Linked DNA regions of Homo sapiens: regions 2 and 3 are each linked to region 1. The links are chromatin contacts, found by Hi-C or POLR2A ChIA-PET in ENCODE. All regions are on one chromosome and are shown on one strand. Each heading gives the region's core, a stretch centred on a gene start or an enhancer-like site at or near the end of the contact. The rest is flanking DNA. Distances are from core to core; before and after follow the strand shown. Region 1 holds the start of TASL (TLR adaptor interacting with endolysosomal SLC15A4). Region 2 holds the start of MID1IP1-AS1 (MID1IP1 antisense RNA 1). Region 3 has its middle 25 kb from the start of CYBB.

Region 1 (2,722 bases), core at 81-2,580:
CCCTGGCTGGAGTGCAGTGGCACAATCTCAGCTCACTGTGACCTCCACCTCTCGGGTTCAAGGGATTCTCATGCCTCAGCCTCCGAGTAGCTGGGATTACAGGTGCCCACCACCACGCGTGGCTAAGTTTTGTATTTTTAGTAGAGACAAGGTTTCACCATGTTGGCCAGGCTGGTCTCAAACTTCTGACCTCAAGTGATCCACCTGCCTCGGCCTCCCAAAGTGCTAGGATTACAGGCGTGAGCCACCGCACACAACCTACATAGGATTTTAAGTATGCATACGTTCTCATTTACTTGGCCAATATCTTATTTATGGATATAATTTTTTCTAGTCATTTATTTTCTCAAGCAATGCTGCAACAAATATCTTTTCACATAAGTCTTTGTGTACAAGTGTAAACATATAGCTTGGACAAATTTATAAAAAATACAATTGTTGGGTCAAAGGGTATGAATATTTGTATTTGAGAGATACTGGGAAATTGCCCTCTAAATATGTTTACAATCTCATCAGTAGTGTTTGAGAGTGCTTGTTTCTTCACAACTTTGCCCACACCATGTATTATTGTTTTGACCTTCGGTATTTGGAGAGGGAAAACTTTTTTCTTTTTTTTTTCTTTTGAGACGGAGTCTCGCCCTGTCGCCCAGGCTGGAGTGCAGTGGCGCGATCTCGGCTCACTGCAAGCTCCACTTCCCGGGTTCACGCCATTCTCCTGCCTCAGCCTCCCGAGTAGCTGGGACCACAGGCGCCCGCCACCGCGCCCGGCTAATTTTTTGTATTTTTAGGAGAGACGAGGTTTCGCCGTGTTTGCCAGGATGGTCTCGATTTCCTGACCTCCTGATCCACCTGCCTCGGCCTCCCAAAGTGCTGGGATTACAGGCGTGAGCCACTGCGCCCGGCCGAGAAAATTTTTTTCATTTACATTTTTAAAAATTATAAGTACCATTGAGAAATAATACTTCTTAAAAATTATAGATTAGTAACGAAACAGAATTTCCTAAAGTCATATGTGACTTTGGCTTTCTTTTGGGTGAAGGATCCCAGATAATGTACTTTTCTAGAAAGGAAATTTAATTCTGTTGCTAGGGTTCTTACAAAATGTGTAACCATAAACTATTTTAATAAGAGACAGTTTCGTAGATAGGTTTCATTTTTCGAAAAAGGGGAAGAAACACCATTCTGTGGCTTGATGTGGCTTTGTCAGTTACTGCCTCCCCACCTCCCGGGACTTCCCACTGCCTCTTTAGCACAAATCGGACTTGAACAAAAACAACTCTTTTTCCATGGGACCAATTATAAAAAGAATGGCTTTGCACTGAGCAGCTCAGTCTACTGGTCTCATCAGTGAAAGGCTTGTGAAAATTTCTGGAAAGAGCATTGGCTGGCTTGTTCATCTCTCTGTTTGGTCAGTTGCTGTGTTTCTGCCGGATCAGATGAGCAGATTGGTTAGTGAAGGTAAGAAAAAGAAAGCAAAGGACCCTAGAACTCCGCTATTATTTTTTGTCATCTGTCTTCTCACGCTTTCTTAGCCCTTTATCACGAGAGCGCTGATCCATTCTTATGACATCTAAAATGCTTTTCTAGCTTACCATATCAGAGACAAGTGGGAGTTTAAACAAGCATTCAGTGGAGTTGAAAAATAAAGAGAAATTAAGCCCAATACTTCCTTTCCTTACCTCCTCGTGTCCACATTCTAAGCATTTCTAAAACACTTATATTTTTACCTACAATTTTTGACTGATCTGAGCAAATATTTATTGTGTTATTTTTGCAGTCCTCTTTCACTAATTGCCACACTGGTTTAGCTTCTGCATTTTTAAAAGAAGGCCTAAAAACCTAAGCAGGGTTTTGCAGGGACAACACAGCTCTTGAATTCAGTTACGGTGATGCAGTTTTAGAGACGAAAACAATCACAGTCCTTTCCAATTGGATTTGACTCTCAATTATTCAGTTCAGCAAGCTTGTGATAGTGTTTTTCTGTGTGGCAGGATGTATTCAAAATGAATGCGATCTATAGTGAGGATGCTTTTCGACTTTCATCTGGGTGATTTGGGGAAAGCTTCCCTTTTGGTATTAAAGATAGCGCATGTACGAGTGGAGTTTTGTTTGAATTATCTTTAGACTCGCTCAAACATTCTTTGTCTTGCGCATATGAATCTGTGCTTAAATATAGACCTGGTTTGGACAGAATATTTATATTGATATTTTATAACATTTCTTGCATAGGTCAGTGTGAGAAGAAGATTGTTTCTGAGCTTGAGAAGCTTCTGGAGGATTGAAGAGTATTTGAAGTCTGTGTCAAACATCCATATCATAAGTGGAATTTTGGAGATATTCAAAGGTAGTACACTAATTCTATTATCTCAGAGCAAAATGATGTTTGAAGTATTTATATCAAGTCACTGAGACATTTCTCATCTCATATGTAGTGATTATTTTAGATATATAAGATATTGTCCCTCTAGGCTCTTAATAAACATTATACAATGTAAATATGCCTTCATTAACTAAATATGGTTTTTTCCCCCTCCCAATTTTTATTTAGAAATGTTTCAAATCTATATAAAAATTGAAAGAATAGTACAACGAACACCCATATTTTCATCATGTGTATTAATCAGTGGTATCTTTTTGCCACATTTACTTTCTCTCTCGCTTTGTCTTTCTCTGTCTCTGCCTGTCCTTTTCTCTCTCTCTATATGTGTATATATATATTCAC
Region 2 (2,722 bases), core at 69-2,568, 8.2 Mb before region 1:
CGAGAGGGCGCGAAAAAGCTGCCATTGGCGCTTCCCGAGTCGGGGACTGGGGGCGTGCGCTCCTCCAGGCAGCCGCCACTGCCGCCTACCTCCACGCCAACATCGTTGTCTAACCCGGGGTCAGCCAGGGGCACGTCGCGCAGCAAGCTGGGCACCATCACCGTCTGGTCCATGTTGTTCACGGCGCCAATGAAGCGATTCATGGCGTTAAAGAGCGAGTGCTTCTGGTTGTAGGTGTCGCAGATTTGCATCATGGTGGCCGCGCGGACGTTGGAGCGCAGGGACGCAGGGGCACGGGGATGGTCGGCCGGGTCAAGGGGATGCCCGCCTTCACGCGCTCTCCAAGGCCCGCGCTGGGGGCCTGGCTATAGCCGGTGTGGCGGGATTCCCGGCACTCCTCCGCCCTCGCCAACTCTCGTCTCGCTGGCAGACCGGCCCTGCGGGATGGGCGGCTTCTCCTGGCTTTGGCGCCCGGAAACTCGCGATGGCTGAGGGTGCTCTGTGGGTCGAGCCCTGGCCTGTTTGATACACGGAGACGAAAGAACAGATTAGATTATTCACCCTGCTAGGGGGCCTGGCGCCCTTGCCCGCGCGCACCCCCTTCTCTGGCTACAGCTCGTCCGGGACGGCGCCTGGGTGGCTCCCCGCGGCTGGGCAGTCCCACCTCCTCGCCCACCTACGGCCGCGGGGAGAAGGGTGTCCCCCCACCACCACAACTTCTCCCTCCGAAAAGCCTGAGCTCAAGCAACCAAGCTGGCCGGGGCAGCGATGGGGCGTGGGCACCCACCTCCTCTTGCGCCTTGAGACTCTCCTGCTCGTTGGCAATTCAGTGTTCTCGCTGCAAGCGGCTGCTACGCAAGGGCGCTGCTGCGGTCAGTGGCTGGACTGTGACTGCGGACGGCGGTGACTGCGTTGGCCCCCTACCCATCCCAGGTGCTCAATTTATAGTCCAGGAAAGGTGTCGCCGGCGCTCAGGGCCACCCCTGGTGTCTCCTCCTCCCGCCTCCCCCGGCAGCACCGAGATAAAAGGCCCAGGCCGGGATGACCGCGAGTAACACTCGCCCGGCCCTTTCTACAGCGGGGGCGGGGCGCGCCGGGCCAGCTCCGCCTCTCGCCTGATACCCGGGCTGAGGGAGGGCGCCGGGGCAGGCCAGGGCAGGGCAGGGCAGAGCAGAGGAGGAGGGATTGGAGCAGCTGGACCCCGCCAGCACCAAGCCCTGGGCAGGCCAGATGAGGAGGGCCGGGCACAGCGAGGGTCAAAAAGGCGTCGGCGTCCGGACCGACTGGAGGGTGGGGCTGGCATGTGGGGGCTGGGCGGGCCTTGCGCGCGCTCCCCGCGTGGGATGACCAGAATGCACGTGCCTTGGTTGCAGAGTGAGCCCCTCAGCCCCGAATCTGGAGTGGCCGCGGCCGGGAAACAGGAACCCGGGTTTATTATTAGCCGTCGGGGAAGAGGGGCCGGCAGCAGGTACAACTCCATCCTGGGACTCTTACGTAATAAAGGGTGACCGGGCATGCTGGGTGCACGTGGACGCGCGGTGCTCCCGCAGTGGCCCTGGCCTTGGTCAGCTATGGGGGGAGGGGAGCGTCAGAGGCTTTTGCCTCCCTCCTGGCGGGGTGGGATCTTTCCCAATCTTTCCTTTAACAGTGGTTGCCGGGGATGAAGAGGGGCACACTATCAGATCTGCTGATTCTTTGAAGAGATCTGCAAGTGGCAATGGGGAGAAGTCCATTTTTGTCCAAGTCGGCTACACAGTGATGCTGGAGAGCCTGGGCCATGTGGCCTTTTGGCTGCCAAGAGGCCAGGAGAGGGTGACAGTAGTTAGGTCTAGTCTTGGGTGTCTTTCACCATTTAACAGAGAAATGGGGAGGTGTCTAATTATTTTTGAGGGTGCTTGTGTGAAGTGTTCCTTTCAAAAGATAGTTCTTAAAGCACTGGGTCATTTAATAGGGCCTAAGCTATGTACCGAATCGCTGGATTTAACTTTTAAGAGCCTTGCACCTTGAATTTCACTTTGAGACTTCCAAACCACAGCCTATTTAATTTTTCCCATCTCATGTCCCTTGCCATATTCCTCATCCACCAGTCCTCTCTGGCAGTCCTACAATTATGTTCAATAAGATTCAAGCTTCTCATTTTAAATCCCTTTTCTCGGCCTGAAACGGTGGCTCACGCCTGTAATCCCAGCACTTTGGGAGGCCGAGGCGGGCGGATCACAAAGTCAGGGGTTCCAGACTAGCCTGGCCAACATGGTGAAACCCGGTCTCTACTAAAAATACAAAAATTAGCCGGGCGTGGTGGCCAGCGCCTGTAATCCCAGCTACTCGGGAGGATGAAGCAGGAGAATTGCTTGAACCCAGGAGGCGGAGTTGCAGTGAGCCGAGATCGTGCCACTGCACTCCAGCCTGGGCGACAGAGCAAGACTCTGTCTCAAATAAAAAAAAAAAAGATCCCTTTTCTCTAAAACTTAACAGAGGTCTCTGTCCCTAGTACAGTTTTTTCCCACGGGACAAAAAATGCCTAAGGAAGGGAGAACATAATAAAGGGGTTTCTTTCTCTCCCTCTTTCTTTCACATTAAGACCTACACTTAAATATTTTCCATAGAAAACCATCTTCCTAATTGTCTTTTGAATGAAATTCTGACTTGGTGCCACAAGGACTAATCTGTTGACAAAAAACAAACAAAACAAAACAAAGTCAGTGACCCTTGGAGACAGACC
Region 3 (2,722 bases), core at 161-2,660, 7.2 Mb before region 1:
AACTGAGGAAAGGTCATGGGAGGACACAGCAATAAGGCAGTCAATAGCAAGCCCAGAAGAGGGCACTCACAGAACCTGCCCATGCTGGCACCCTAATCTTGATGTCTAGCTCCCAGAGCTGTGAGAAATAAATTTCTGTTTTGAAGCAATCTAGTCCATGGTATTTTGTTATGGCAGTCAGACCTGACTACAACAGTCATCTTTGCCTAGCACATTGTATGAATTTCATTCATCCCATTTATTTTCTTGTCTTTTACAGCATAATTGAATATTCTGAAAGAATATAGCAAATACACATTACACCACCACATGGAGAGATATTAGTGATGTGAATTAGATGAGAATACAGAGAATGGCAAGAAAGAGAAATGGAAAGACTCAAAAGTAATATTTCCATGAATTGTTGACTGAATAATAAGCTAAAATGGGGCTGAGAGGCAGGAAGGGGCCAAGGCTGGCCTCAGGTTTCTGGCTTGGGAATCTGAGTTAATGATAATGTCATCCCCTGGAAAAAATGCACAGCAAGAATAACCATTATGTGGAGAAAGAGAATGAATACAGCTTTTCACAGGATTGAGTTTAGATGAGTTGGGCAGGGACCATCTCTAAGTGGGACATATTGGCTGGTTAGTTGGATGCATAAAGGTGGAGTCCAATAACGACATCTGGCCATCTGGCCTGGAGACATAGGTATGGGTGTCATGGATAAGGATAAGGTAAACAAAGTCACAAGAGAGTGCAGCAGTTAGAAAGGAGGATGCCCCAAAGAAGAACGCTGCTTGGAGATCTTGGTTTGAAGGACAGCAGAAGAAGAGGGGTCTGAAATAGAGAAGAGAAAAGGCAGGCAGGGAAGAGAATGCAAATCTGCAACTATGGGGCTTGGCAACTACTGGAGTCTCAGGTACTACACATTTGATGCCAAGAGTGTAAATAAAAATGGGCTGATAAGTGACCCTTGGTTTAACAATAAGAAGTTGACAGTGACCCCAGTAAGGGGCCTACTGGAAAACAATGAGGGAAGCCAGATGTTGTGGGTTGAGGTGAGGTAGTGAGACACCTCAAAATGTCTGAGGCTGTGATAAGAATGAGAGGACTTGGCTACAATTGGGAAAACATGTGAACACCAGGAGGACCTAGTTTTATTATTTTAAAAAATATAGGAGCTTGTAAATATTGAGAAAGAGTCGCAACAAAGGGACAGGCTAACCATGGAAGATTTTGGATGGGGTGAGATTTCTGAGCCCAAGGCAGGAAGGAAATGGAATTTGCTTTAGACAGGAGGGGCCTCCTCTCTGTAAAAAGAGGGAAGGAGCAGAGTGCAGATGCAGGAGGATTTGTAGGGCTGGGGACAGCAGGGTGAGGGACTTCCTCTTTGTGGTTTCCATTTCCTTTGTGAAAGAGAGGGCAAGGTTATCTGTTGAAAGTGAGGTAGTGAGTAGACATTTCAGGAAACAGAAGACAGTTTTCAATGTTGTATCTTTTGTTCAGAAAGGAGACTTGACTGTAGAAATGCAAAATGATTTCCAGGCCCAGATAAGGGCCCAGTTGAGCCTGGAGCTCATAAATCAGTAATGGTAGGAGTCTGTGGGTAGCTTTTCTAGCTTTTCTTACCCACCCACGAGCAAGTATAGAGGACAATTGAGTTGATCAGGGTTGGTTTTTGCCTGCAGGTGGTACAGAAGGGCACTGCATGAGAGAATTCAGGATTTGTGCAAGAAAATGGCAGAAGTGAACTGAGTCTAAGATGAGTAGAATGCCAAGAAGTGAACACAAGATGGGAGCAAAGTCAAAGAGTCAAAAAGAACTCAAAGTTTGATGAGGTTGAAGGACAGTCATCTTGGGTGTGAGTGAATTAGGAAGCCAGGGAACAGGAGGTGGTAGTCAGAGGATGGGTGTATGAGATGCAGATTTCAGAAGCAGTGCACTTCTGAGAGATGACAGGGTTCAGAGTGTGGCTATGGGAGTCCATGGAGGTGAAGATCTCTGAATGAGGAAGTCAAGGATGACTGAGGCAGGGTATTGGATCCACTGAAGTCACCCAGAAAGATGGCAAATGTTAGCGAGGAGAGGCAGGCTGCAATGCAGTGCCCGAGTTCTTAATAAAGCAACTCATGTGAGGACACAGCAGTACATGGACCACCCCCATTACAAAGGAGGGGCAGAGGGAATTAGAGCCGAGAGGCCCACACCTCAGTGGGGCACAGGGATCTGCATGCAGTGGAAGGATTGAAAGTATAGAAATGTCAATGAGGAGCTAGGAAAAAAACAACTCTCATAGCCTAGTCCACTCTCATAGCATGGCATGTAGAGTAGTTGGAGAGCCAACTGCTGTAGCTTAGCTGTCTGTAGGCCATGGGGTCTTCTGGAGGAAAGAAGGCCATGAAGTTGTGGAGATGTTCAGAGAATAGTTGAGGGTGTAGGGGAGGCTATTAACCATGGGAGGAGAAGTACAGATGTCCGGTGGGAAGGTTTTGTAGGGGATGGGGATGACCAGGTTGTTGCCCAGATGAATTAAGAGAATGTAGAAGAGATGGGAGAATTGGAAGAGCTGTCCTTGCTTGATCCTGTTCCCTCAAATATATTTCAAGAGTTTCTTGGTTCGAGACAAGAGTCCCTCAAATACATTTAAAGAGTTTCTTGGTTCCTTTTATTTAGATGAACCACACTCAACCTTTGCCAAACTTCCCAGGTGGCTCAGTAGCCAAATACCTCCCCACCCTGT

Evidence for each region. A loop is a pair of places that touch in the nucleus more often than their neighbours do. ChIA-PET counts read pairs that join two places held with the same protein, here RNA polymerase II (POLR2A). Pooled maps may share reads with other maps.
Region 2: a map with no recorded cell type shows a loop between it and region 1 (8-fold over the local background). The contact joins the promoter of MID1IP1-AS1 here to the promoter of TASL in region 1. A Hi-C loop is called at or near these places in 1 of 37 single-sample maps with no recorded cell type and 2 of 50 pooled maps. POLR2A ChIA-PET finds 5 or more read pairs at or near these places in 2 of 52 experiments (GM10248 and activated T-cell).
Region 3: a loop to region 1 is called in a pooled map, with 5 times the contacts of the local background. The contact joins the enhancer-like site here to the promoter of TASL in region 1. A Hi-C loop is called at or near these places in 2 of 50 pooled maps.

The regions. Positions count from the first base shown.
Region 1 is chrX:30,576,374-30,579,095 of GRCh38, reverse strand. TASL (TLR adaptor interacting with endolysosomal SLC15A4) reads left to right here and starts at 1,330. Exons shown (of 3, transcript NM_025159.3): 1 at 1,330-1,458; 2 at 2,230-2,344. RefSeq lists an enhancer at 1,099-1,308.
Region 2 is chrX:38,802,479-38,805,200 of GRCh38, reverse strand. MID1IP1-AS1 (MID1IP1 antisense RNA 1) reads left to right here and starts at 1,318. Exons shown (of 2, transcript NR_046706.1): 1 at 1,318-1,468. It overlaps MID1IP1 (MID1 interacting protein 1), which reads right to left. Exons shown (of 3, transcript NM_021242.6): 2 at 788-2,666; 3 at 1-518. The coding sequence starts at 254. RefSeq lists a silencer at 986-1,205 and enhancers at 1,008-1,849, 1,850-2,691.
Region 3 is chrX:37,753,904-37,756,625 of GRCh38, reverse strand. No RefSeq gene overlaps it. Among named protein-coding and RNA genes, the nearest start is that of CYBB, 25 kb to the left of the region's middle. Within about 2 kb of position 1,410, at least 7 of the 41 ENCODE cell types and tissues checked have a DNase peak (open chromatin) inside an H3K27ac peak, as active enhancers do.